5 separate regions of the Homo sapiens genome follow, and regions 1, 3, 4 and 5 are each linked to region 2. Evidence: chromatin loops called from intact Hi-C (ENCODE). Cell type or tissue: ascending aorta. All regions are shown on one strand. Region 1 holds the start of FOXO6 (forkhead box O6). Region 2 has its middle 120 kb from the start of HIVEP3. Region 3 has its middle 36 kb from the start of SLC2A1. Region 4 overlaps HIVEP3 (HIVEP zinc finger 3). Region 5 holds the start of CCDC30 (coiled-coil domain containing 30).

Region 1 (5,000 bases), 670 kb before region 2:
ATGGTAAGAGCAGGTGGGACTGTATGAGCTGGGCAAAGTAGGAAGGGAAGGTATGTACACACAAAAGCAGCAATAAAAACAGCTAGCATTTATTGCGCGCTTATTCTGAGCCTGGTGCTCACATTCATAAATGTATTTAATTTTTCAAATATCCTGTGAAGGTAGTGCTATTATGGTAGTCATTTGTAGAGTAGGAAAGAGTGGCTTTGAGCAGTTATGTATCTTGCCCATGCTCTTAATCACTATGTTATACTGCCTCAAAATGAATGTGTGAGCAGGGGCCAAGTTGTGAGTGAGAAGAATGTGAGTGTGTGCCATTGGGTGTGAGTTTGAATGTGTGTGTGTGTGTGTGTGTGTGTGTGTGTAGGAGCTGAGTGTACCAGACATGGGCCTCAGAGGAGAGTCCAGGCAGCAGCTGTGGACACCGGGCAGGGCAGGGGCCTGAGTCAGCCTCTAGTGCATCTCTGCCAACCTGGCTTCCCAGACCCATGTTGGCAGCCTGTGCCAGGGCCCCCAGCTAAGGATCCTCCCAGCAATGGTATGGCCCTCAGCAGGCCTCTGCCTCACAGCTCAGAGCTGGGCCAGGGCCGCAGACTGGCGGGAGGCTTGCTCGGTCTCCAGGGTCCCTTAGGGGAGCAGCTCCCAGTATGGACTCCCCAGGCATGGAGGGCATACGAGTGATGTGGTGGTGGGGGGTGGATTCAGCAATGATTTCAGGCTCCTTGTGACTCTAAACAGAATCACCTGGAGGATGTGTGTATGTGTATGGATCGGAGGGGTCGTCAGCCAGCACTTCCCATGCCCACCCTTGCCTTGGGATATGACTCAGGCAAATGCCACGCCAGGCATCTGCAAGCAAGTCCTGCTCCCACCCTGGGGAATGAGGAGGGGCTCCTCCAGCCCCACCCCCACCCTCACCCTTGGCCCTGCTCCTCAGGTCCTAAACTGGAAGGAAGAAATTTTTGAGAAAGGAGGCCATCTCCCATGGCCTGGGCTCAGCCCTCCCACTGCCCAGAGACCTTCGCATCTCCAGCGTCCTCAGGAGCAAGGTACTGGCTGGTAAAGAAATCAGGAGCTTGAGATTCCAGTCCTGGCCATGCCACCAGGGGAATCACCTGCTCATTCTGGGCCTCAGTTTCCTGATTGGCAAAATAGGAATATTGTGCTAAAGGGGCACAAGGTGTTGCTGGCAGCTCAACAAGTGGTCTGGGCAAGCAGAGAACAGAAAGTGTTGGGAGTTGGGGCTAGAGAAGGTGTCAGGGCTAAGTTGACATTTGCACGGAGCTTTGAAGAGTGGGAGAATCTCTGATGAGGGCCTTGCGGCGGGGAAATGGTGTTCTAGGCAGAGGGGATAAATACCCTGAGCGAAGGCCAGCAGGTGCAGTGGTGACTGGGAAACCTAGCTCAGCAGCCTGTAGGATGAGGCCACGGACTGCCCAACCTCTCGGCTAGCCTCGCCCTTCTGAGCTCATGTGATGATCTGATTAGCATCTGACTCCTGACTAGTCTATGCAGTAGGGGACCTCATTTGTTTCAGTTGCTGCTCTCACTGTAGAGCCCTGGACAGTGCCTGGTGCGTCAGAGGTGCTCAATAAATATCCAGGAACTGATTGAGAAGCATCTCCCCAAACACTGTGAACTTTAGACAAGTGCTTGTTCCAACAACCGCAGTAAGAACCTCCCACAGACTCTAAAACAATGGTTTGCAAGGTGTGGTCTCTCGTGCATCACCTGGGAGCTGGTTAGAAATGCAAAGTCTGGGGCCCCAACCCAGACCTGCCGAATCAGAAACTCTGGAGTTGGGGTCCAGCAATGTTAACAAGCTCTAGGGGATGATTCTGCTCTGCGTCAAACTTTGAGAACTGGAGCTCTAAAACTATGACCACAGGCACCATGAAGAACATGTTTGCGGATGGAGGAGCGAGAATTGTGGCAAAGCCTAGCCTAGAACCCAGGTATTCTTGACCCATTCTTTTTCCCCAGCTCAGTCCAGGGCACAAAGAAGAGCAGAGTTCGATCATCCTCCCTGTCAGAGTCCTGGAACGGAGACTTGGGAACGTCAGGAGTCTACAAACAGAGGGCGGGGCAGTCCTCTCCGGAGTAGAAGGCGGGGCCAGTGCCCTGAGCCCCGCCCCATCCCGTTGCCCCGGGAAACCCCGGGTTGTAACAATAACCGGTGACGCGCTTCTGGGAGGGATCCTGTCGAGCCCATGGGCAGGACAGTCCAGCCGCGGACCAATGGGAGTGTTAGGGCTCCGCCCCCTAGCCCCCCCGCCTCCGCGCCGAGCAGGGGGCGGGGTCGCGCCAGCCGCTCCGCCCCTGCTCCGTAGGCGGCGCTGTTGCTTGCAGGGGCTGCGGCGGGGTCGCCCCGAGCTGGGAGCTCAGCGCCCGGTCTCCCAGCCCGCGGGCGGGGCACCTGGGCTGGCTGAGGATTCCGCGGCCGCAGGCGAAACGCCCCGCCCCCTCCCGCGTCGGGCCCGCCCCCTCCCCGTCCCCCGCCCATCCCGAGGTGCAGCCGGCGCTGAGCGCGGCAGGCGCGGGAGCTGGCGCTGGAGCCGGAGCGGCGGCGGCGGCAGCATTCACCGGGCGGCGGCGGCGCGGGCTCCGGCACCGGCTCGGGCTCCGGCATGGTGCAATCCGGCCTCGTCCCGGGAGAGCAGGGCCCGTGCGCAGGGCCGGCGCCCGGGGAGCGGCGGCAGCGGCGGTGGCGGTGGTGGCTGCAGGCGCAGGCAGGCGGCAGGTGCTAGAAGCGGGGCTGGGCGAGGTGTGTGCCCGCTGGGCTCCCGGGCCGCCGCCCCCTCACTGCCCAGGTCTTTCCCTCCCTTCGTGCTCCCCAGCGCGTCCAGCCCCCTGCCTCCGCGCCTCGGCCCATGGCGCCCCGCGGCTGAGACAGCGCCGCCAGGGACCCCTCCCGCGGGCCTCCCCGGGGCGTGCAGATCCCGGAGCCGCCCGCCCACCCTCCGCGAAGCCTCCCTCCCCTCCTCGCCCGAGCCGGGCGGGACCATGGCTGCGAAGCTGCGAGCGCATCAGGTGGACGTGGACCCGGACTTCGCGCCGCAGAGCCGGCCGCGCTCGTGTACCTGGCCCCTGCCGCAGCCTGACTTGGCCGGCGACGAGGACGGAGCGCTGGGCGCAGGGGTGGCCGAGGGCGCCGAGGACTGCGGGCCGGAGCGCCGGGCTACGGCCCCGGCGATGGCCCCAGCGCCGCCCCTGGGCGCGGAGGTCGGACCGCTGCGGAAAGCGAAGAGCTCTCGGCGGAACGCGTGGGGGAACCTGTCCTACGCCGACCTCATCACCAAAGCCATCGAGAGCGCCCCGGACAAGCGGCTCACGCTCTCGCAGATCTACGACTGGATGGTCCGTTACGTGCCCTACTTCAAGGATAAAGGCGACAGCAACAGCTCGGCCGGCTGGAAGGTGGGGGCGTCCGGCTGGGGAGGGGGCTGGGGACGCCGACTGGGGCTTCCAGGGGCTGCTAGGTGTGTTGGGCTCCAGGAGGGCCGTCAGAAGGAGGGCTTTTTGGCACCCCCCGGGGTCACAGAGTGTGCGCCCAGGGCGTGGGGCCGGCCAGCGGACGGGCGGGGGCGTACTGGGAGCAGCTGTGTGCGTGCTCCCTTGCGGGGAGGGATGCGGGGTGGGAGGTCTGGTAGGGTGACAAGGGACTGCCGCTTTGAGGCGTCCCCGAGGCACGTCCCCACCCTGTCCTTGGGGGCATAGCAGAGGAACCCATTCCCAGGCCGCGGACATTGGGGAGCCTCCCCCTCCTCCCCCAAGTCTGCTTTGTGTGACTCTTGTTTTACCCTTTCCACCAGGGCACCCTTCTTAGAGCGCTGGAATAATGACTTGGGGCCAATGCCGGCTTTCCCTCCCAAATCTCTATCATTGCGCTTCCTGGAGCTGTCCCCAGGGTGAGGAGTGTGACCATGGGCCCACAGTTCTTCTTGTGGTGCCAGAGTTCACCCTAGGGCACCAACCAGCCTGGAGTGGGGAACTCGGCAGGTGACCTGAGATCTGAGTTCTCCATGGGGTGGCTGCTGCCCCCCTTACCTAGATCAGGATGGGGGTCACTGGTGATGGCCCCTGCTGGTGTGAGGACAGGGTGTTGAGAGCTGGGGATCTGTCCATACCCACCCAGGATGCTTTTTTCCACTTCCCTAGCTGTCGGAGCCCAGATCCATTTAGGGGCTGGGGGAGGGGCAGGGTACCCCAGGGAGGCCTCAGTGCCAGCCAGTGGAAAGGGGGGAGCCACCTTAGGAGGGGACAGGGGCTTGCTTGGATTGTGGCCTCTCGACCCAGCTCCTCCCCTGGCCATCTTGTTGGAGAGTGGGGATAGTCTATGCCTTTGGGGGAGAGGAGGCTGGAGACCCCTCCTGTGCCTAGGAGGCGAACTGTCAGCCTCCCTATGGGAGGAGTGGCCTCTGTGAGGGAGGCATGCCTATGTCAAGGGAGGGGGCTGTGCCCTGTGGTGCCTGTGAGCTGGGTCAGAGGAAGGAGGTGTGCCAGTGGAGGAGGGGAGACTTGTGGGCATGAACAGCTCTAGATACCCAGGGGCAGCATTGTAGAGCCAGGGTATCCTGACCTGGGAGCCCATGGCTCTCAGGGTTAGTGCTGGCAGCTTCTGTCCCTCACCGGCCACTGTGGGGCAGGAACACAGGCTGGAGGAGTAGACCTGGGTCTCTTTCCGCATCCCCTCTCCCATCCCCTTGGGCTCAACCCCCACCAGAACACATTTCCCCCAAGTGTGTCCTGCACTCCCCATGCCCTGGCTTACTCCTCCCTGTAGATGTATTCACTGTCCTCAAGGGTACAGAGTTCAGATGCCTCCTCCAGGAAGCCTTCCCTAAACCCTTTTTAGCTAGCTTAGGACTCCCCTTTCTCTGGCCCTCTCCCTGCTGGTAGCAGGTTTTAGTCATTTGTGTTCTGTCTCATTTCCCCTCTCTACCCTGCTTTTGGAAGACAGTGGCAGTGTCAGAACCATTCTGTGCCCACAGCACCCAGCA
Region 2 (5,000 bases):
TGGTTTCAGCAGAATGTATGCCCTCCTAGTCCTTTCCTATGACACACACTCCATTCACTTGACACCTGGTCTTATGCTGTGCCTTAGGAAGAAGGATATTTAATTCTTATCTGCATTGACTTATCTCTCCAGTTCCCTAAGGTAGTAAGGCTAATTAGTTCATCTGCTTCAAATGCTGTTATTCCACCAATGAGGAATTGAAAGGGAAGGAGATAAGGTTTCTTGCTCAAAATCACAGATTAGCTGGTGGCAGAGTTAAGACCAGACCAAGAACTCCTAACTCAATGTTGGTTATTACACTGTAAAGTGCTCTTCTCCTCCCCACCGTGCAGAATATCATATTGTACAGACAGCAGGTAGAAATAATTGCCTCTTGAAAGCATAGGGGCAGGATAGTCCAGTGGTTAAGAACTTGGACTTTGAACTCAGGCTGCCTAGGTTAGAATCTGGCTGTCATTTACTTAACTATGTGACCTGAGTCAAGCAACTGGGCCTCAATTTCATCATCCCTTCCTTATAGGACTGTTGTAAAATTAGTAGCTTAATATCTGTAAACCCCTCAAAACAGTATATATGTTAATAAAACATGCTATCCTACCTCTAATGTAACACCCAAAATACAATAAATATCTTCCTTATTAAAACATAGGCTGGCAAATCAAAACCAAATCTTGTTAGCTCTGAATTTTGTCTAAAAATAAATTAGCATGGGTGAAAACTCACACAATATTAGTCCAAAACAGATTTAAGTGACACAAGAACTGTAATCATTACTACAGGAAGGAATGACCTCATAAAGACCTCATACATCAGAAGCATTGTAACATTTACTGCACCAAATAATAAATTTTTAAAAAAATCTTAACAGCCTCTATCAGTAATTATCTAAGTAAAGTGGGCTGCAAATCTGTTAGAGAACTGTTTTTGCCATGATAATATTTCTAGTAAATTGCTGCTTCTATACCAAAACTACTGGTGTTGCAGAACCGGCAGGCTAATAGAAAGATTATTATAGAAACACTATTAAAATGAATCAGGTATTATTAAAGATTCAACACTACAACGGCGCCTGATTACAAGAGATTTCAAGCTGTATTGCTTAACGAGCAGATAAAAGTGCTAATTAAGTCCACTCTTAGAGGTTATCCCTAGGCAGGACTGTACACTTATGTAGCAAGAGGTCTTCAGACTAAATGAGGAACCAGTAATGCCAACCCGGCTGGATACAGCCCTACTGGGAAGATAGGGAGAGAATGAGAAGAGCCAAGATTTTCTGCGCACGAAGGTAACCTGGTAAAGCAGACAAGTATCCAAACTTATTTAAACCTCAGTGTTTTTCTTAACTGAGGAACACTCAGTTAATCAGCAACACTTCTGATTCCTCCTTTCTTGAATGAAGAAAACCAAATAACCCACCATAAACTGAAGACCCTCAATAAACGGCACAATCAGCGGGAGGCAGAGAAAGCCGTGCCATTATTACCAAAGCCTCCTCGAGCAACCAGAAGACATGGAATCGCTCTCTCACCTTGGCCAAAAGCATCTCTCCATGCAACCAGAGCCTAGAGCTCTCAGAGGTTTTTAAAGAGTTGCCAGACTGAAGGCATTTCGTTCCAGGATCTATTTAGCTTTCCCACCTTGTTAATTAACTAATTAGGGATGGGAAAGCAACTCACCAATACAAAGTGTCAGGAAAATGCTAAGTAAATTTGTCCAACTGGTCTAAATGTCAATGCTAACTTAAGAAAGGGGGCAAGCGCGAGAGACTGAGCCGTCCCCAGACTGCTGCAATCCAGAGCTCGCTAACGTAGAGACGGAGAGACCCGGGCGCCCTGCAGCAGCAGCCTCCCGGCCCAGAGCCGGGATGCCGGCAGGACTTCTGGAAGGGAAACCTGGACCAGGGCCACCCCGGGCACAGGGAACGCGGCTGGCAAGGCGCATCCTCGCCGCTCAGTCTCCGTCTCCCCGCATCTCTCAGACGTCAACAAACCCCTGACCACAAAGTGAAACTTTCCCGGCCCCCGCTGTCGCGCCAGGTCTCTGCCCTCTGCCTGGGAGCGCGTTGCGGGGACAGGTGTGGGGCCCGGGCTGAGGAGGGGCCCCCGCCCCAGGACCGGAGGTTGTGTAATCGGCCCGGGAAGGGGGGCTCGGGACAGCTCCCTGCGCCGGAGCTGCGGAGGCCAGACGGGGGACCCCAGCTGAGGGGGCCGGCGCCCGGAGGCGTTGGGGGGATGGGGAGGGCTCTCGTCCCGCCCCCCGGGACCGCCCCCGGGCGCAGTCGGGAGCTGCGGCGCTGACACGGCCCGGAGAGGGCGCCCGCGCGTCAGACCGAGCCCGAGGAGGGGGGCGCGATGGCTCGGCAGCCGCGGCCAGCCTTACCTGCGCGCCGGGCCGGGGCGGCGGGAGGCGGCTTGGGATGCCGGGGTGGCGGGCGGCGGGCGGCAGCGCTGGCAGCCACCCGGGCCACGGCATGCGAGGAGCCGTGGCGCGGCGGCGGGCGCGGGACTGACAGCCCCAGGCCCCGCCTCCAGACCCCGGGCCCCGCCCCCTTCCTGGCCGCGCGGCTTGCCCCGCCTCCTCCGCCCACCGCCGGGGTCAAACTGGGTCCATCGGCCCGGAGGGCGGGGATGCTCGCTTTCGATTGGCCTCAAAGGTGCCCGCCCCGCCTACTCCCCGCCCCTTCCTTGGCAGGGAAGAGGCGCGTGCGCCGTGGCTGGGGAGGGTAGCGGTTACGCTGAGCGCCGGCGTTGCTGGTCCCCGACCCCTGGTACCCGGGCATCGTTTTTTCATCCCGGGCAGCTGGGACCCCGGGATGACCTAAGGAACAAGGATTCAGACGCAGACTCCACGGTGAATTGGCCTTATTCACGTGTGAACGAACGTCCAGGAGAAAACCAAACCCGAATGGGCCAGGCTCTAACCAGAGGAGACCCCAAAACTGTGATCTGCATCAGAAAACGAACCAGCCAGCCGGTTCCCGGCTCTGCCAGGTCTAGGGGTGCTTTATTCAAGCCCTGGGTTCGCTCCCTGGTCAGCAAGTATGAGGTATTTGCAGAGGGTCTAGAAGATGTGAAGGGAGATTAGCCCGCATTTAGGACTGTGCCAAACAGAGAGTGAGTGATGCTGAAGAAAGTGGCCTCCTCTGCTCCAGCCCTCCCTCCTCCTCCCCAACCCCTGGCTCTACCACCTCTCCCTCAGCACCGGCGCCCTACCCTCAGCCTGTAAACAGTATCAGGTCTCGCCCAACAAAAATCAATGGAGACCCAGCAATTCCACTCAAGAGAACTAGAAACATGTCTGTACTAAAACTTGTACACAAATGTTCATAGCGGTGTATTCAGAAGGCCAAAAAAGGAAACAACTGAATGTCCACTGATTGACAAATGGATGAGCAAATTATGGTCTATCCATACAATGGAATAGTATTCTGCCATAAAAAATAATAAGGCCGGGCATGGTGGCTCACGCCTGTAATCCCAGCACTTTGGGAGGCCGAGGCGGGCGGATCACGAAGTCAGGAGATCGAGACCATACTGGCTAACACAGTGAAACCCCGTCTCTACTAAAAAAAAATACAAAAAATTAGCCGGGCGTGTTGGCGAGTGCCTGTAGTCCCAGCTAAGTGGGAGGCTGAGGCAGGAGAATGGCGTGAACCCGGGAGTCAGAGCTTGCAGTGAGCCGAGATCGCACCACTACACTCCAGCCTGGGCAACAGAGCAAGACTCCGTCTCAAAAAAAAAAAAAAAAGAAAGAAAGAAATTCTGTTACATGCTACAACATGGATGAACCTTGAAAACACTATAGTGCTCAATGAAAGAAACCAGTCACAAAAACCCACATAGTGTATGATTCTATTTATATGAAATGTCCAAAACAGGCAAATCCATAGAGACAGTAGACTAATGGTTGCCAGGGACTGGGAGGAGGGGGGACTGAGGAGTGACTGCTTAATGAGTACAAAGCCTCTTTGGGGGGTGATTAAAATGTTAAGGAATTAGACGGTGGTGATGACTGTACAACTTTGTGAATATAATAAAAAACCACATAACTGTATAAAAGGGTGAATTTTATGGTATGTGAATGATATTTTAATTTAAACCAAAAATCCAAATGACCAAAAAATTTAAAAAATTAAAAAAAAAAAACCTCTCTTGACTCTGTATGCCCTCCAAGTTACCATGCAGTTAACCAGCCCTTCTCATCCAAGATTCTTGCAAGGGTAGCCCACACGTTTTTACTCCCACTTATACATTAGCTCCCTAGAATGTGGCTTCTACCTGCACCAGAGCTCAAATCTGCTCTCTCCTTGAAATTTTATCCTGTGGCTTTCTATGACCCTGCACATTCCTGGTTCTCCTCCTCCTTCCGTTCTTTGTCATTTGATCTTATTTTCTTGGCAAATCTATTTTAATCTCTTCAAAGATCAAAACTTATTTTGATCTCTTCTGTGGCTTCTTCCAGAATCCTTCCTAGGTTATGTCGTCCATGCCTATGAGTTCAGTTCAGTTACTATGCTTCAAATTCTAGCCTCCACCTGATGTCCCACAGAGTTCTTAAACTTGGCATGTCATAAGCTATTTGTCATCTCCCCTTCCCCATCCTCTATCTTCTCTCCAGTAATAATATCTACTACCACATTCTAGGACCTGGGAATCATCCTTGATTCTGTCGTCTTCCTTCTCCTAAAGTCAATCACCGATTTTTATCTCATAAATATTCATAAATCCCACAATACTACCACAGCCCTAGTCCATATCTCCACTGTCTTTTGACTTTTAATTCCCTTCGTCTTTAGTGCCCTTCAGATCTAGTTTCCACACAGCTGTTGAAGTGGACACCCATTACTTCAGCAAGCGTTAGCTCTTTCTTAGGGTCACATCACACTGATTTTCCTTCAGGAACTCACTCCAAGAGATATGGGCTTGGGGAGACTGCCAGTGAAGATGATGACTTTACCTGGCCCAGGCCTGGTGTGCCCCCAAGCTGGAGCACTATGACAT
Region 3 (5,000 bases), 890 kb after region 2:
AAAAAGAAAGAAAGAAAAAGTATTTCACAATATCCATCATTCATTCCTGATAAAAACTCTCAGGAAACTAGAAATAGAGGGAAACTTCCTCAACTTGATTAAAGAATGTTTACAAAAAACCTACAGCTAAATATTATACTTAATGGTGAAAAATGTGAAGCATTATTGTTGCTAAGATCAGGAACAAGGCAAGGATGTCCTCTTCACTATTCCTTTCCAACACTGTATTGGAAGTCCTAGCTTATGCAACAAGACAACAAAATGAAATAAAAGGTATACTGATTGGTAATGATGAAATTAAACTGTTGTTGTTGGCTGATGACATGATCGTCTATATAGAAAATCCAAAAGTATCTACAAAATAACCACTGGAACTAATAAGCAATTAATTATAGCAACATTGCAGGATACAAGGTTAATATACAAAAGTCATTTGCTTTCTATATGCCAGCAATGAACAAGTGGAAATTAAAACATACTACCATTATATTAGCACCCCCCATATTGAAATACTTATGTATAAATCTAATAATATATATACAAAATCTCCTATTTTGTGGATATGGATATAGTAACACTGTGGTATATTGTTTGAATATATAAAGAAGAGTAATGTAAGAGTTTTATTGTAAAATGACAATATCAGCCTGACACGGTGGCTCATGCCAGTAATCCCAGCACCTTGGGAGGCCGAGGCAGGTGGATCATTTGAGGTCAGGAGTTCGAGACCAGCCGGGACAGTATGATTAAACCCCGTCTCTACTAAAAGAAATTACAAAAATTAGCCTGGCATGGTGGCAGGCACCTATAATCCCAGTTACTCAGGATGCTGAGGCAGGAGAACTGCTTGAACCCAGGAGGTGGAGGTTGCAGTGAGTCGAGATCATGCCACTGCACTCCAGCCTGGGGACACAGAGAGACAGCATCTCAAAAAATAATAAAATAAAATAAAATGACAATATCACATATCAGAAATTAAATCTCCTGCAAATATTTGAATTTAAGAAGACAAATTTGTAACTTCAATCTAAAAATAAGCAAAGAGATAGTTTTTCAAATTCTTTTTTTTTTTTTTTTTGAGACAAGTTCTTGCTTTGTCTCCCAGGCTGGAGTACAGTGGTGTGATCATAGCTCACACATTGCAACCTTGACCTCCTGGCCTCAAGCAATCCTCCCACCTCAGCCTCCTGAGTAGCTGGGACTATGGGCATGCACCACCACACTCAACTAACTCTTGTATTTTTTGTAGAGACAGGGTTTCGCCATGTTGTCCAGGCTGGTCTCAAACTCCTGAGCCCAAGTGATCCACCCTCCTTGGTCTCCCAAAGTGCTGAGATTACAGGTGTGAACCACCAGGCCTGGCCTCAAAATTCTTTTAGGAAGTATGTGAGCAAAAAAATTTGAAGATAACTACTCTAGAAGAAAGACAGAGATGTGGAATTCGTTTTGAGACAGTGGCAGAAGATGGAAAAACTGATATCCTAGGTTGGGGTCAAAACCACCTTCCTCTTGAACCATAATTCAAAATCAAGCTCTTTGTCCATGACAATTGTGACGCACTGGGATCCAGTCCTTTATGAGGAGACTAGGACAAAAACAGTGAGTCCAAGAACAAAGGAAATCCATTACCACTTAATAAACACGCTTAAGTCTTCTCATCCATTGCTTCATGCAAACGTGTATGGAATAACTTTTGTAAGAGATCGCACATTTTAAGGGGAAATTTGTGATTCCCCTGCTCCCTGATAAAAACTGGGTAAAGGAAAGCCCAAGTAAATTGACAGGTCCTTACCAGCTGTCATTTCAAAGCATTAGTCAAGGCCTTTGACAAGCAAAGTGGGGACTGGGCAAGCTGGTTGGAGTTTGGGCCCAAAGCCTGAGCTGGGAAAGAGGCCAAGGGATGACAGGAGCAAAACTCTGTCTCAAAAAAAAAAAAAAAAAAAAATATATAAAAGATCTCTGGGGGCCAGGCGTGGTGGCTCATGCCTGTAATCCCAACACTTTGGGAGGCCGAGGCAGGTGGATCATGAGGTCACGAGGTCAGGAGTTCAAGACCAGCCTGGCCAACATGGTGAAACCCTGTCTCTACTAAAAATACAAAAATTAGTGGGGTGTGGTGGTGGGGGCCTGTAATCCCAGCTACTTGGGAGGCTCAGGCAGAGAACTGCTTGAACCCGGGAGGTGGAGGTTGCAGTGAGCCGAGATGGTACCACTGCACTCCAGCCTGGGTGACAGAGGGAGACTCCGTGTCAAAAAAAGAAAGAAAGAAAACAAAAGATCCCTGGGAATTCACAGAAACCTTGGGGGTGATTACCAGACTTTCTGAAACATTTGGAAGGGGGAAGATGATGTAACTCCAGCCGATATCTGCATTACAATATATATTATTTCATTTTAATATTACAACAGAAAAGAAACAGAAGATCAGAAAGGTGAAGTGACTTGCCCAAGATTATTCAGCTAAATAGCAGTGCAGGAATCTTAAATCAGCTATTTCTGACTCCAGAAACCATATTTTTTCCAAGACCCAGCACAACTGAGGAGAAAACGTGGCAACAAGTGTGTACTCAGTTAGGTAATGGTTCAAAGAATTGAGCAAATGCTTCATAGAGAAAGTGACAGCTAATTTGGTATTTTGATATCAGATAATCTTATGGAGAGACCAAAGGCAGACCAGGAGAAAGGGGATTGAACAAAAAGTTTTAGGGTGAGGAGTTGTCCTGGGAACATAGAGTACATCAAGCTTCACTGGAGATTAGGGTGTGGAAGGAGTGTATTGGAAGATAAGGTCTGCAAAGGCCAGAATGTGGTTAAGGAATTTGGGCTTTATCATGAGAAAGTGGGGAGTATTAACCCACAGAATAATGTGGTCAGAACACATTTTTAGGAAGATCATTTGGGAAGCCAGGGTCAGGGTTACCAGATGGATTTGTTGTAGTAGGACCAGTCAAGGGTTCCCTCCAAAGCAACGTAGTATCTCTGAAACCCTGAAAGTGTGAGGTTAAACCCTGCCCTGATCAAAATGTTCACAAAACAGCCACTAGTTGGCAGGAATGTGCCAATGAATGGATGAGCCAGACTCCCAACTAGCAGCTTCTGTTCTCTCACTCCTTGAGCTGTGGTGGGGTGTGATCACCTAGTGGATAACAGGAGTAGGTGGGAGGGCAGTCTCTTCGGAGGAAACTTCAGAGGCCCAGAGGAGAAGGAGAACGTGATCAGAGAACAGAGTGGATGGATGGCTGGAGGATAGGGTTGGGGTTGAGTGGGGGCAGTGGTGAGGTCGAGAGCTTGATCATGAATGACTTGAATTTTCAGGTTAAGAAACACAGACATTATCCTGAGAGAAATGAGGAACCCAGGAAGGTTTTTAAGTAGGAGAGAGACATAACTAGATTTGAATTTTAGGAAGATCATCGATTGCAGTGTGGAGAATGAGGAGGAAGCAGGAAGCACAGAGATCAGTGAGAAGGCAGTTGCAGTGATCCTGGGAGAGGTGATGAGTGGCCAGCAGTAGGCCCAGCAATTGCAATGGACAGACGGACCAGAACTGTAGGAGACTTATGAAATAAAAATCACAGAATGAAAAAGGGGTCATTAAAAATGTAGTTGACAGAAAAGAATGATATCCTTTCCCTATTATTAAATACATCCTGAATTGTCAGATCGTCTACCTAAAATTGCACTGTAAGAATTCAGATTTCAGAACTTCTTGGCTTCTAAATTCTACTTCATTCATTCAATAATCCTGACCAGAGTCTGTGGTGGGAAGTGGGGACCAAGGAATGGCTCAGTCCTGTTCCTGCGGCAGCTGCCCTACCCCCCCAACCCCCGCCCTCGTCCCCGCCCCCGCCCCCAATGTGGTGGAAAGACACTCAATTCCGGTACAGCGTGGAGAGCGCTTTGATGGAGGAAATACAAGCCGATGTAGTGTTCCCGGGAAAACCTGATCCAGAAGGCTTCCAGGGAGAGGAGATTTTGCGCCTAAGATTTCAAATGAAAGATCTCATAACACTGTCAGTGAAACAACTAAGCACTGCTGGGAAAAGATGGTGGCCTGGAGAACAGTCCCGTTATCTATTTACCCCTTTTCGTCAGAAACCGTAGACGTCACCTTACGCGGGATAGGAACCCGGGTGAGCTACGTCCCCAGGGATGCCCAGCGATACACAAGTCACCGTCACCCCCTCCAGAGTAAACCGCATCGCCTGGCAAGCAGGCGCCCAGGTCGTCCCCAAGGGCCAGCGCCTGGAACCGCCAGGGTGTGATTGGTGGAGTCTTGGAGCCCGCCCCTCGTCGGGCCCAACAATGCGCCTCTGATTGGTGGAGAAACCACCTGGCCCCGCCCATCCCCAATCGTGTCCGTGCGCCGCCGGTGGCCCGGCTTAGGGGACCGCTGTGAGGTCTGGAGAGGATGCGCCATCGACCCCGGCAGTAGGCGGCCGAACCTTGGCCCCAAATCTTCTACCCCGGGGTGGATTGCGGCCCCTAGAGGAAAGGCGTCAGGGGACCGACCGGCAGCTGTGCCGTCGCGGCACTCTGGACCACGCTGAGGGCGGGCCGGCTTCCCTGCGCCTGCGCTGACATTTTGCAGTTTGGGAAATGGCGGTGCTCGGGGACGTCGATACTGACCCAGGGCGGGAGGCAGCTGCGAGTGGATTGTCGGGCCTTTTCAGACCGGGGTCTGAACCTCTGGGCCGGGGCGGGGCTCGGGTGCTGCCTGGCTCTGCCAACGTTCTGGGCCCTCGAGTGTGAATGAGCTCCGCCCGCCATCCGCCTTGTAGTCCTCGCGTCCGGCCACCGGCGCGGGGCTCCCACCCATCCCCACCCCACCCCACCCCACCCCACCCCGTCTGTTTCCTTTCTGGTCCAGTGGGGACAGCCCTGAGTGAGCAGCGTCGTAGGAGTAAGATACCTGGGCCCCCGGCCTCTCCTTCTTGCCCTGCCCCCGCACCCCCTCCCGCACGGGGACCCGGATAACTCCTTTCAACAGAAGTCTTTTG
Region 4 (5,000 bases), 520 kb before region 2:
TCCTGAGGGCAAACACAGAAGACCCAAGGTCACAGTTGGGCCTTGGCCCCACTGCCCACACGGCTGCTCCTCTCTGAGCCCCAGTTTCCTTGCCTGCTGACTGGGCAAAATAGCCATCGCAAGGGCACAAGATTGTTGGGACAACCAAGAAACGTAACAGATATGGGAGCGCTTTGTAAATAATAATGAACAATAATTCCCTTATGCCTAGAATGTGCAATGTTCAGTTCTGAGAGCTTTAGGTATATTTATTCATTTAGACCTCAGAGAATCCTGTGAAGCTGGTACTGTTCTCATCCTCATGTTACAGATGAGGAAACTGAGGTAAGAGAAAGTAAGTAACTTGCCCATGGAAGACAGCAGTAGGGCTGGGATTGAGCCATAGCAAAGAAGACAGTCTTTGTTTGTTTGTTTGTTTGTTTGTTTGTTTCACTAGCATCTCAGTGCTGGCTTCACCATGGGCAACTTACCACCTTGCTCTGCTTGGTCTCCCCCTTTGTCGAATGAATGTGATGGTCTCACCTCACCAGGTTTTCTAGGAGGACTAAAATGAAGGCCTGGCACATATTGAGGGCTTAAAAATAATTATAGCTACCATATTAATACATTAATGATGAAATCTGTTATTCCAGGACAGGGCAGTCACACTGGCTGGTCCAGCAGCACAGAGCCATCCGTGGTCAGTGTACACACACATCTGCCACGGTGACCAGGCTCCCGGTGGCTGGCACAATGGCATCTGGCAGGTGGCGGACTCTGGCCTCTGTGGGCGGCTTGACTAAGCTGGCCTCAGGCTGCAGAGCAGGTCCCCATCCCAGCCACGCTCTTATCTGAGGAGCCACTGCCCTTTTGAAGTCCAGGCTGCCTCTAGCCTCGGGGCCCTCCCATTGCCTGCCAGCCCCAGCTCCACCCCATAGTTTTCGACCTACATGTGGCTGAATGCCCACTTTTGTCCACTTTGGACATCTGACTGCTGCATGTTGAGTGACTTGGAAGCAATTGTTCACAAGAGTAAACAAAAAACAAAATTGTGATACTTGTTTCAGATATTGTTGGACATTTAGGTCACTTGCACTCCTTAAACAGACTATAAGAATAATGACAGAGTTATTGAATAGAGTCTAAAAGTGGGGGTTAGGGCTCTGGAATACTAGCCTCCTGGTCTGATTCCTCTGGGATGACCCCAACCAGTCGGGTCACCTCTAACATGTCAGGAGTCTAGTTTGGGCATCTCTGAAATGGACAGCAATCCGGATGCTGGGGAGAGCTCCGCTAACATCTGGCCTGTTCGCTGGCCCATCACTAGACCATTGGAACCTGTTTCTGGTCTGCAGAGTGAGGTTGCTGACAGGTGGGTTGAGCTGGCCAGCCAGCCCCATCGCTCACACATATCAGTACTGCACCCACCTGACCAGGAGGGCTGGCACAGAAACTGACTCAGGCCGCTGGGGCAGCTAGGCTTTGGCTCTCAACCATGCCCAGCTGCCCCGGGGCCAGAAAGCCCGGAACTAGCACTTCCAAGTCACTCAATATGCAGCAGTCAGATGTCCAAAGTGGACAAAAGTGGGCATTCAGCCGGATGTAGGTCAAAAGCTATGGGGTGGAGCTGGGGCTGGCAGGCAAAAGGAGGCCCCTGAGGCTAGAGGCAGGGTGATGAGACCAGAGGAGGAATGAAGGATTAGGATGAGAGCAGGGCTGGGGATGGGGGTGAACTTTGTAGTTATGCCCCAGGCATTTACCTCCCTTGCCTAGGACTTTGGGAGGGGCCTAATTCAACACCTGTTCACCTGGCCCTGCCCCTCATTTACATACAGCAAAATCCAGGCACAGATGACCCAGTGAGAGCTGGTGGCTGAGTCAGAACTAAGGTTTACAGCCCTTGCATTATTACGCTGACAGTTTAAAAATGATGTGCTGCACTAAGAAGCAGGGAATGGTCGGGTTTGAATCTCAGCACTACCACTTCCTTGCTGTGTGACGTTGGATACTTTACTTTCTGTGTGTCTGGTTTCCTCATCTGTAAACTGGGTAGCAATAAAAGCACTCTAGGAAGCTGTTCAGAGGACTGTGAGGGTCTGGCACACAGTAAGTACCCAATAAACTTCAGCTCCTGTCATCCCATGATACCCTGTCCCCCCAGTCTCAGCAGGCAGGTAGCTGGGGTGGGATTGTCAGCATTTTGCAGATGAAGGTCACAGGGGTAGTGTTAGGAGTGAAGGAGAGTCAGGACCAGCGTCTCCTGATGTCCAGCAGGGAGGGCTCCTAAAGATCCTCTTTACTAATGTGGAAGTTGAGACCCAGTGGGGGTAATGGCCCGTCCTGGGCACTCAGTGCATGAATGCTGGAAGCCAAGAGTCCCCTGCCCAGCTCGGGGCTGGCCGGGGCCTCCACATCTGCGTTCCTGCAGGGCGCTGAGGGAATGCCCCTGGCTGGGCGGCCCCGCCCCTGCTGGGATCCAGGCCAACGCTCCACAAATGAGAGAGCTTGAGCGCGCGGCGGGCGCCGCTGGGAGAGGCCACACGGTGGCGCTAGCGCCCAGCCTGGCCAGCACCATGGGCAGGGCCGGGGCGCCTGGCTCCTTCCAGGCAGTTCTCCCACGCGCCACCTCGCGTCCCACAGACACGAACTCCTGCCGCTCCCCCCGGCATCTGTCTCGTCGCGGGAAGTGGAAACTCCATCCTTCAGTCTCTTGGGCCGTAATCCTTGGAGTCCTCCATGGCTCCTTTTCGTTCTTCCCCCTCTCTTCTGCCCCATATGGGGTCATCTGAGCCTGTGGGCTCTCCCTCCGGAACCTCCCCAGAATCCCGCCGCTTTTCCACCTCCTGAGCACACCCGTGCTCCCCGCGCCCACGGCACAGGCCAGAGGACGCCCTGCCTCTCTCCTCCGCTCCAGGGCACCCCCCCATGCCCTTCAGCCCTCAGGCTCTAGCTCTCTCTGAACCGGCTGCCCCCGCGTCCAGCGGGCTCCAGCACGCGGGCCAAGCGCCGTGGCCCCCGGGGACCCCACACCTGCTGCTCCCTCTGCAGGAGAGCTCCTCCCTGACCCCACGTGGCTCCTGACCCCGGTTCCTCCGGGTGGGTTCTCTGCTCACACCGCCCTGTCTAGCACAGCGGCCCTCCCCACGGGCCCCAGCCCTCACTTGGCTCTTCTGCTTTCTCTTTGGCTTCACAGGCAGGGCCCCTGCTCTACTCCACCATCGTTCCTTGCCCAGCTCCCCTGCCATGCCGACTGCCTGAGGGCAGGAGCTGTTTTATTTATTGCGGAACCCCCAGCACCCAGAACAGAGCCAGGCACAGAGACTGTGCCCAGTAATTACTTCTGGAATGAATGCATGGATTTCGTCCTCCGAAAAGTGGCTCTGAGCATCCTCGTTTGCTCCACTGGGAAAATGAGGCTGGGGCAGGGCAGGGACCTCAGGGGAGGGCTCTGGCTTAGGTTCAGGCTCCCCTGGTCCAGCCCACCAGGCAGTGGACTGGCATGCAGCCAGGGTTTTTGTGTGACCTTGGGCTATTTTTACCTGTCTGAGCTTTGACTTCCCTGACTTAACATGAGTGACACAAGTTTCTGCCACCTGTTTTGAGGACTCAATGAGACAACATGTGCATATGGCCCAGTGTATCCTTGACAAGCATAGTGAACCCCATTCTAGCTTTGGGGGGGAACAGCCCCAAGTTCACTGTGTTCTCCTCTATAAAAATGACTTATTCCACCTAAAAGGAAATATGACTTAACTCTTTTTTGTAAGACCACAAATACATCCCCAAATTGGAAAAACAAAAACAGAACAAGACACACAGTGCGTGCATACACACTCCTCTCTGTCACACTCTAAGTCCTGGGGCTGATTTCAGGGAATCAGTATGCTTCCTGCTTTGCTTGGTGCTGGCGAGATGGCTCCAGCCTCCTTCTGTTGGAGGGACTGCCGTCCACCACCAAAGCCCCTCTGGCCACCTGCCTGACTGCTGAGGCTGGGCAGTGCTCAGCCAGACCCACTGGCTTCGACTCCTCTGCCCTGTCTTCTCAGAGACTGACTCTAAGATGCCTCCTGGGGATTGACCACCATGGCCGGGGTGTGTACGGGGATGGGGCTGGGAGGTGACAAGCGGCTGTCAGGTCTGGTTTGGGCTTTTTTGAAACTCTCCTAGCTCCAAAAGGCCCATGTGTCAGGCCCATGCCAGAGTGTGTAGGCAGGAGTGTGGGTGTGGAGCTTCGGAGAGTATGTGTCCCACAGTGTCACTATGAGGGGTTGGCTGGGATAATTCAGGGCATGCATTTAGAACCCGCCTGACACATAGTGGGCACTCAATCAACGTTGGCTGTAAGTTCTCTTGTGTGCATTTATTCAGTAAACATTCACTGAGCACCCATGGGTGCCAGGCGCTCCACCTGCATGGCAGATGGTAATGCATGATAGCTAGGGCTGCAGAGCATATCCTATCAGCATGTGGGGAGGTGGCTCGATCATTCAGGGAATTTAACCTTTGTCTGATACTTGGGAGAACTGAAGGTGAAGCTATTGGAGGGAGAGAGGGGAGGAGGGGGAATGGGGCAAAGCAGACAGAAAGGAAGCAGGGAAGGCAAGCAGGAAAGGTGGAGGAGGATAGGGAAAGCGGACAAGGGGAAAGGGGACGGAGAAGGTTGGCAATTGTTACCTTCTTCGGCTTCCAGCTCCTCCAGCACCCCTGTCTCTTGGCACTTTTTGCTGTGGGCCTTCGACTTCATGTGCTTAGTCAGATTCCCTAGAAAGAAACGAGAATACTTAGGCTCTGCTATGGGGCAGGAGGCCAGGGCGGACCCAGGGCTCATGGAGGTAGCACCTGGCCGGCAGGCCATGGTTTCTCAGGCCAGTCAAGGCCCTGCCAGCTGCAGGGCTGGGCAGGAGCTGGGGTATCCCTCTGCCCCGGTGCTCAGGCCCAGAAGTGTAGCCACAGCTGCTGTTCAGGGCAGTGCACAGCAGCTAGGTGGGGTGGGCGAGGGCTGTGAGGGGACAGACAGTATA
Region 5 (5,000 bases), 430 kb after region 2:
AAGGATTATGGATGCATGAATGGTCATGCTTTGGAGATCAAATATTGGTTGAATGCCTATGTATGTCAGGCCCTGTGCTGAGCCATGAGGATTAAAAAGATGAATAAACATATCTTGTTTAGGAAATGGATGTATAAAAAAATCAAGTGCAATAAAGTGTGTGTCCAAAAGCTGACACAATGGAAAGGATGTTTTGTTTTGTTTGAAATTTATCAAATATAGTAGTAGGAAAGAAGGATACCTCCCTGAAGATAGATTGTAGAATGGTGAGCTTTTCACTGCATTTACTTTTTGCTTCTTATTGTAGATTCACCTCATGTTTGGGTAATAGTTTACATTTCAAGTATTTTAGGACTGCTTTTCAGTTTAACTTAATATGTCCTTCCACCTGGGACCAGGCAGGGGCCACTTGGTGATCTCTGTCCTGAGGGATGCATTACAGTGTGGTAGAGTATGGGCTAGAAGTCAACTTAGCCAGCTGTGCCACCTATTAGCTTTATAAACTTAGGCATTTGACTTAATCTCAGTGTCCACATGCATAAAATGAGGATAATCTCTCTGCAAAGTAATGCCATTTATTGTGAGGATCAAATGAAATAGCAAAAAGAAAGCATCAGTCTGGTGCCTAGCATTTGATTCACACTCACTAAATGGTTGCAATTATTGTTTTTCTCACTTAGCAAAGCAGTGTTACACCACTGCCCTGCTTAATCTTTGAATCCTTGAGAATCTTTGAAAAACTTTCAATACTTCTCTTGCTGTCCTACGTTTTGGGTTTGGAGTGCACAAGTAGCATAGTGCAAAAAAATTCCCTAAATGATCTGTAGGATAGTCCAGGTGCAATTTGAAAAATTAGCATTGATGACTAAGGTAGAAGCAGGTACTGTGTTTCACATAAATATTTGACTTAAAATACAATTCATGGTGTTTCATGGAGTAGGGAAGGGTAGCCCCTGTGTCTGTCTGATAATAGAAGTACAATAAATTTAATTGAGAAGATTTGACAGAAATTCTAAGACTGAAATACTTCATTAATCAGGAAATGTGACCTTGAACAGAGGAAAAATACTGCAGCAGTCAAGACTGTTCTGGAAGCAGCAGTCCCTTTGAACAAAAAAATTTTCTTAGAGACAAGGTCATGCTTAGTCACCCAGGTTGGAGTGCAGTGGTCCAATCATGGTTCACTGTAATCTTGAACTCCTGGACTCAAGCACTCCTACTGCCACAGCCTTCTGAGCAGCTGAGACTACAGGTGTGTGCCACCATGCCTGGCTAAATATTTTATTTTTCATAGAGACAAGGTCTTACTATGTTACCCAGGCTCTTTTTTTTTTTTTTTGAGCGGAGTCTTGCTCTGTCGTCCTGGGTGGAGTGCAGTGGCACAATCTCGGCTCACTGCAAGCTCTGCCTCCCGGGTTCACACCATTCTCCTTCCTCAGCCTCCCTAGTAGCTGGGACTACAGGCGCCCGCCACCACGCCCAGCTAATTTTTGCATTTTTAGTAGAGATGGGGTTTCACCTTGTTAGCCAGGATGTTCTCCATCTCCTGACCTCGTGATCTGCCCGCCCCGGCCTTCCAAAGTGCTGGCATTACAAGCGTGAGCCACCGCGCCCAGCCACCCAGGCTCCTTTGACAATGATTTTAAGTGAACTTCAGGTCCAATTTGCAAAACCCCAAAAGCAGTGGGCTCTGTCAGTGGCTGCAGTACTGAAGGGCAAGAAGTAGAATATGTTCTTCTCTGCATTCATAGCTTTATGTGGATGATGACTGTCATCTTTGAATGTACAATGGGGATATATGGGGTTAAAAGTAGAAGTGATCTTAATGTTTGTCTTTACCATAATTATTACCTCCCTTGGGAATTTTATATCCTGTCTTGTTAACGCTTAAAAACAATCAGTGTTCTACATGAAATTATTTAGTGTTTTCCACTTCAGTTTAATTTATATTCAGAGCACTTAGATTATTTACACAAGTAAAAATTCCAGGGGGGTGGGGGAGAGTGTGTGTGTGTGTTTTAATAGCAAATGGAAGTGTATAAAGAAAAGGAACATGAGTCAATGAGGGTAACTAAGAACCTGATCTTGGATGGAGGATCAAGGAATGTCTCCCTGAGTAGGTGATACTTAAACTGATAAACAGGAGTGAAGTGGGCTACAAGTGCTGGTGGTGAGCCTTTTAGTTCAGAAAAAAACACTTGCAAGAGGTCTAGTGCCAGAAGGAGAGGTTGAGGCACTTTATTATATAAAGAGTAAAATACGTCCGGATAATGCATGTAGAACCAGCAAAAATTTGTGAAGTATTCTCTTGGGGAACTAGAGTAAGACCAAGAAATGTTGTGTTTGGGATACCAGCAAAGCAAGGGCCCCCAAAACATGACTAAAATCGAGTTTGATAATTAACTAGAATTTTGCAATAAGAGCATCTAAAAAGATGATATAAATTGAGTATGTTAAATTTTGTGTCATTTATAAGTTTTTATTTTGCATTACATAGGTGGGGAAGATAACGTTCATCTTACCTGAATTTTCAGTGCTTAGGACTTCTAAAGGGCTTCAGCCTTAGGGACAATTCTAGTCAAGCCCAGTTTCTTCCTTTTTACAATAATAAGCTGGATCCAAAAATTGTGATTTATCTTACGTGCCCCACGTGGCTAGTGACACGATCTAGGCCTAAAATTCAGAGCTCTTGAGCTAGCACTTCCTGCCCCTTTAAGAATGAAGGAACTTGTAGAAAAATAAATCCAAGGTTAGTAGGCAGGGGCTCCAGCTGAGTCCTGGCGGGAAGTTCTTTGAGAGCTAGAACGCCCCAAGACAAAATGTATTCGCTAAGTCGCAAACGCTCGACATGTTACCATGGTTACAGCTGTCTCCAAAGCCAATGGAATGAGTTGTACTATCGATACGGCCGGGACAACTCCGCCCCCGACCCGAAGGCCAATGGTGTGAGACATAATAACAGTCTCCACAAGAACCACAGTCTCTGGTTCCACTGGCGTGCGTCGTCTCTATGGTTCCCGCCGGAAGGACGCGTCTGCGTCTCTGCGGCGAGCGCGGTTGCTATGACGCCCAGGTCTCCGTAGGCACCTGCAGCTAGCAGCTGAGCGCGTAGGGGCCGAGCGACCCCGGGACGCTCGCGGCACCCTCCGCAGGAAAATTTCCGACTTGGTTCTTGAGGTTCCTGCCTCAGCCCCAAGGAGGAAAGCACCCATTCTCCCCTCTTTTCCGCATTACGGGCCTTTTCTGCTTCTCCCCAGTATGGTCCGAAACTACAGGAGGGGAACCCCTCCTGGCCCGGCCTTTCTATTCCCTGGCTGGAGTGATTCCGCCTGAAGGAGAATTCGCCCGTTTTCCCCGGACCCAGCTGCCACAAGCATTTAGTATTAGGCTGCCGCTTATTATTAGAGCGGGCTTAGAACATCCTCAGCGAGGTAGGTCGGCGTTCCTTTTCTCACTTAAAGGTGAGGTGTCGAGACGCGCCCCTGGACAGACAACGCCCGAAGGTCCAGGCCACTACGAAGTCCACGGAGGGGCAGCTTTCCCCTACGTGTAGGCCCGCGAACAAAGAACTACCGTTTTCTGATTTTTTTTGGCCGATGTTCGTCATGCAGAACCTTGAATCCCGATGAAGATTTGGAGGCCTTTTGTATCCTCAACATCAGAGGTCATGAAGTCAGTTACCTTCTGCCTTTCAAGCTACAACTTTTTCCACTTCTCTCATCACTCCAAGCACCAGCTTTCTCATCCTGCTTATTTCACAGCCATTTTAACTTTTCCCTGTTCACGCTGCACATTATTGAATGTCCATTTGTCTGCACCACCTCTGTCATCTATAGACCACCTCCTTCTGCTTTCCTGCTACAATGCTTTGCGTACCTAAGTATTTCGCATTCTCCAGCTCTGCAGTCATTGGGAAGATTTTCTGTTTTTCTTTGCACTATGGCAACCTTTCAGTCTTGGGTAAACTAGAGACTAGGAGAAGTGCAAATTGGTAAATATAAACATTAAATACTGTAGGTCTAGTGTGTTTTGAAAATGGAAAAAAAAATCAAAATTGCAGTATTGGACCCATTTCAGGCTTACATAATGAAAGAAGGTTGTTCCTTGTTTCATTAAATTTTATTGATGTGTTTATCAATGTGAAAAGGGCATTCAAAGTGATCATGTAAGACAGGATTTCAACTTTAAGCCCATATGAACCCAACACTGGGGATATGATGTAATTTTCTGGAGAGGAGATGATTGAAATAGTACTTGTGCCTTCTTTTCCTGTCAATTTCTGAATCAGAAAACATTCTTTGTGATGTAAGCCAATAAATGAAAACAATAAGGAGTGATTGAAAATAAATATTTTTGGCAAGGGAGCAGACACAATTGTTCTAAAAAGGCTGGAACAGAGGGCCTTAAATATGGCATAAGATTAATTTAGATCCAGTGCAATTTTATTTTAGCTTGGAAAGCTTGACTTAATTTGTCTTACAATACGCATTCCTTGTTGAATCTTACTATTTCTTCTTCAGTATTCAGGTTTAAAAGTAAACCTATTTTGAGGACATACAGAACATACACATTTTAAACAGCTATTTGGGGCTACAATGATTTGGATATTTTGATTTCTCAGTCCAATAGAAGCAGTCGTTTGTGATGTCTCATGCTTAGAGCCAGGTCAAGTTTTTAAATACTGAGAAATTCAGCTTTCTCCTCTAGAATAGATCGGAAAACAAAAACAAGTTCTGCAGCCTTTTCAATCTTGCACATTAAATTGGAACTGGATAAAACCTAACTCTTGAAAAAAGTGTTAGATGCTATATTGTAAGGGGCTTTCCTTTCCTTTCCTCTTCTAATATGTATTTATTGAATAGCAAGGCATAAATTTAAAAACAATTTAACCTGGGCAAACATGGCAAAAACCTGACTCTACAAAAAATGCAAAAAATTAGCCAGGCATGGTGGAGCACTCCTGTAGCCTGGCTACTCTGGAGGCTGAGGTGGGAGGATCA

Evidence for each region. Hi-C counts contacts between places; a loop is a spot of excess contacts. Peaks named below come from ENCODE experiments on the same cell type or tissue, not always from the same donor. Only the 100,000 strongest peaks of a DNase experiment are listed, where the experiment ranks them.
Region 1: a loop joins it to region 2, with 4 times the contacts of the local background. A loop is called at or near these places in 3 of 110 quality-filtered maps.
Region 3: it touches region 2 in a loop (8-fold over the local background); 2 of 110 quality-filtered maps call a loop at or near these places.
Region 4: it touches region 2 in a loop (2.6-fold over the local background); 2 of 110 quality-filtered maps call a loop at or near these places.
Region 5: it touches region 2 in a loop (5-fold over the local background); 4 of 110 quality-filtered maps call a loop at or near these places.

Annotation. Positions count from the first base shown.
Region 1 is chr1:41,358,928-41,363,927 of GRCh38, forward strand. It overlaps FOXO6 (forkhead box O6), which reads left to right and starts at 2,507. Exons shown (of 3, transcript NM_001291281.3): 1 at 2,507-3,417. The coding sequence starts at 3,004. RefSeq lists enhancers at 1,913-1,982, 2,050-2,344 and silencers at 2,143-2,802, 3,003-3,222. In ascending aorta, a CTCF peak has its summit at 2,321; DNase peaks (open chromatin) are centred at 444, 2,184, 3,052, 3,333 and 3 weaker places; H3K4me3 peaks cover 2,384 bases; H3K27ac peaks cover 2,873 bases.
Region 2 is chr1:42,033,428-42,038,427 of GRCh38, forward strand. It overlaps a transcript of HIVEP3 not described here. Among named protein-coding and RNA genes, the nearest start is that of HIVEP3, 120 kb to the left of the region's middle. RefSeq lists a silencer at 1,995-2,764. In ascending aorta, a CTCF peak has its summit at 2,269 (motif pointing right); DNase peaks (open chromatin) are centred at 1,226, 1,864 and 2,624; H3K4me3 peaks cover 2,101 bases; H3K27ac peaks cover 756 bases.
Region 3 is chr1:42,920,076-42,925,075 of GRCh38, forward strand. No RefSeq gene overlaps it. Among named protein-coding and RNA genes, the nearest start is that of SLC2A1, 36 kb to the right of the region's middle. RefSeq lists enhancers at 3,192-3,311, 3,968-4,097, 4,518-4,607. In ascending aorta, a CTCF peak has its summit at 3,046; DNase peaks (open chromatin) are centred at 3,056 and 4,286; H3K4me3 peaks cover 1,850 bases; H3K27ac peaks cover 2,386 bases.
Region 4 is chr1:41,513,749-41,518,748 of GRCh38, forward strand. HIVEP3 (HIVEP zinc finger 3) reads right to left here. Exons shown (of 9, transcript NM_024503.5): 7 at 4,654-4,740; 8 at 1-2. Among named protein-coding and RNA genes, the nearest start is that of EDN2, 32 kb to the left of the region's middle. RefSeq lists a silencer at 2,425-2,604. In ascending aorta, a CTCF peak has its summit at 2,528 (motif pointing right); a DNase peak (open chromatin) is centred at 2,523; H3K4me3 peaks cover 1,279 bases; H3K27ac peaks cover 787 bases.
Region 5 is chr1:42,460,227-42,465,226 of GRCh38, forward strand. It overlaps PPCS (phosphopantothenoylcysteine synthetase), which reads left to right. Exons shown (of 3, transcript NM_024664.4): 3 at 1-1,010. It overlaps CCDC30 (coiled-coil domain containing 30), which reads left to right and starts at 3,060. Exons shown (of 21, transcript NM_001395517.1): 1 at 3,060-3,672. RefSeq lists a silencer at 2,957-3,006. In ascending aorta, no CTCF peak of the experiment used is centred here; a DNase peak (open chromatin) is centred at 2,935; H3K4me3 peaks cover 1,804 bases; H3K27ac peaks cover 494 bases.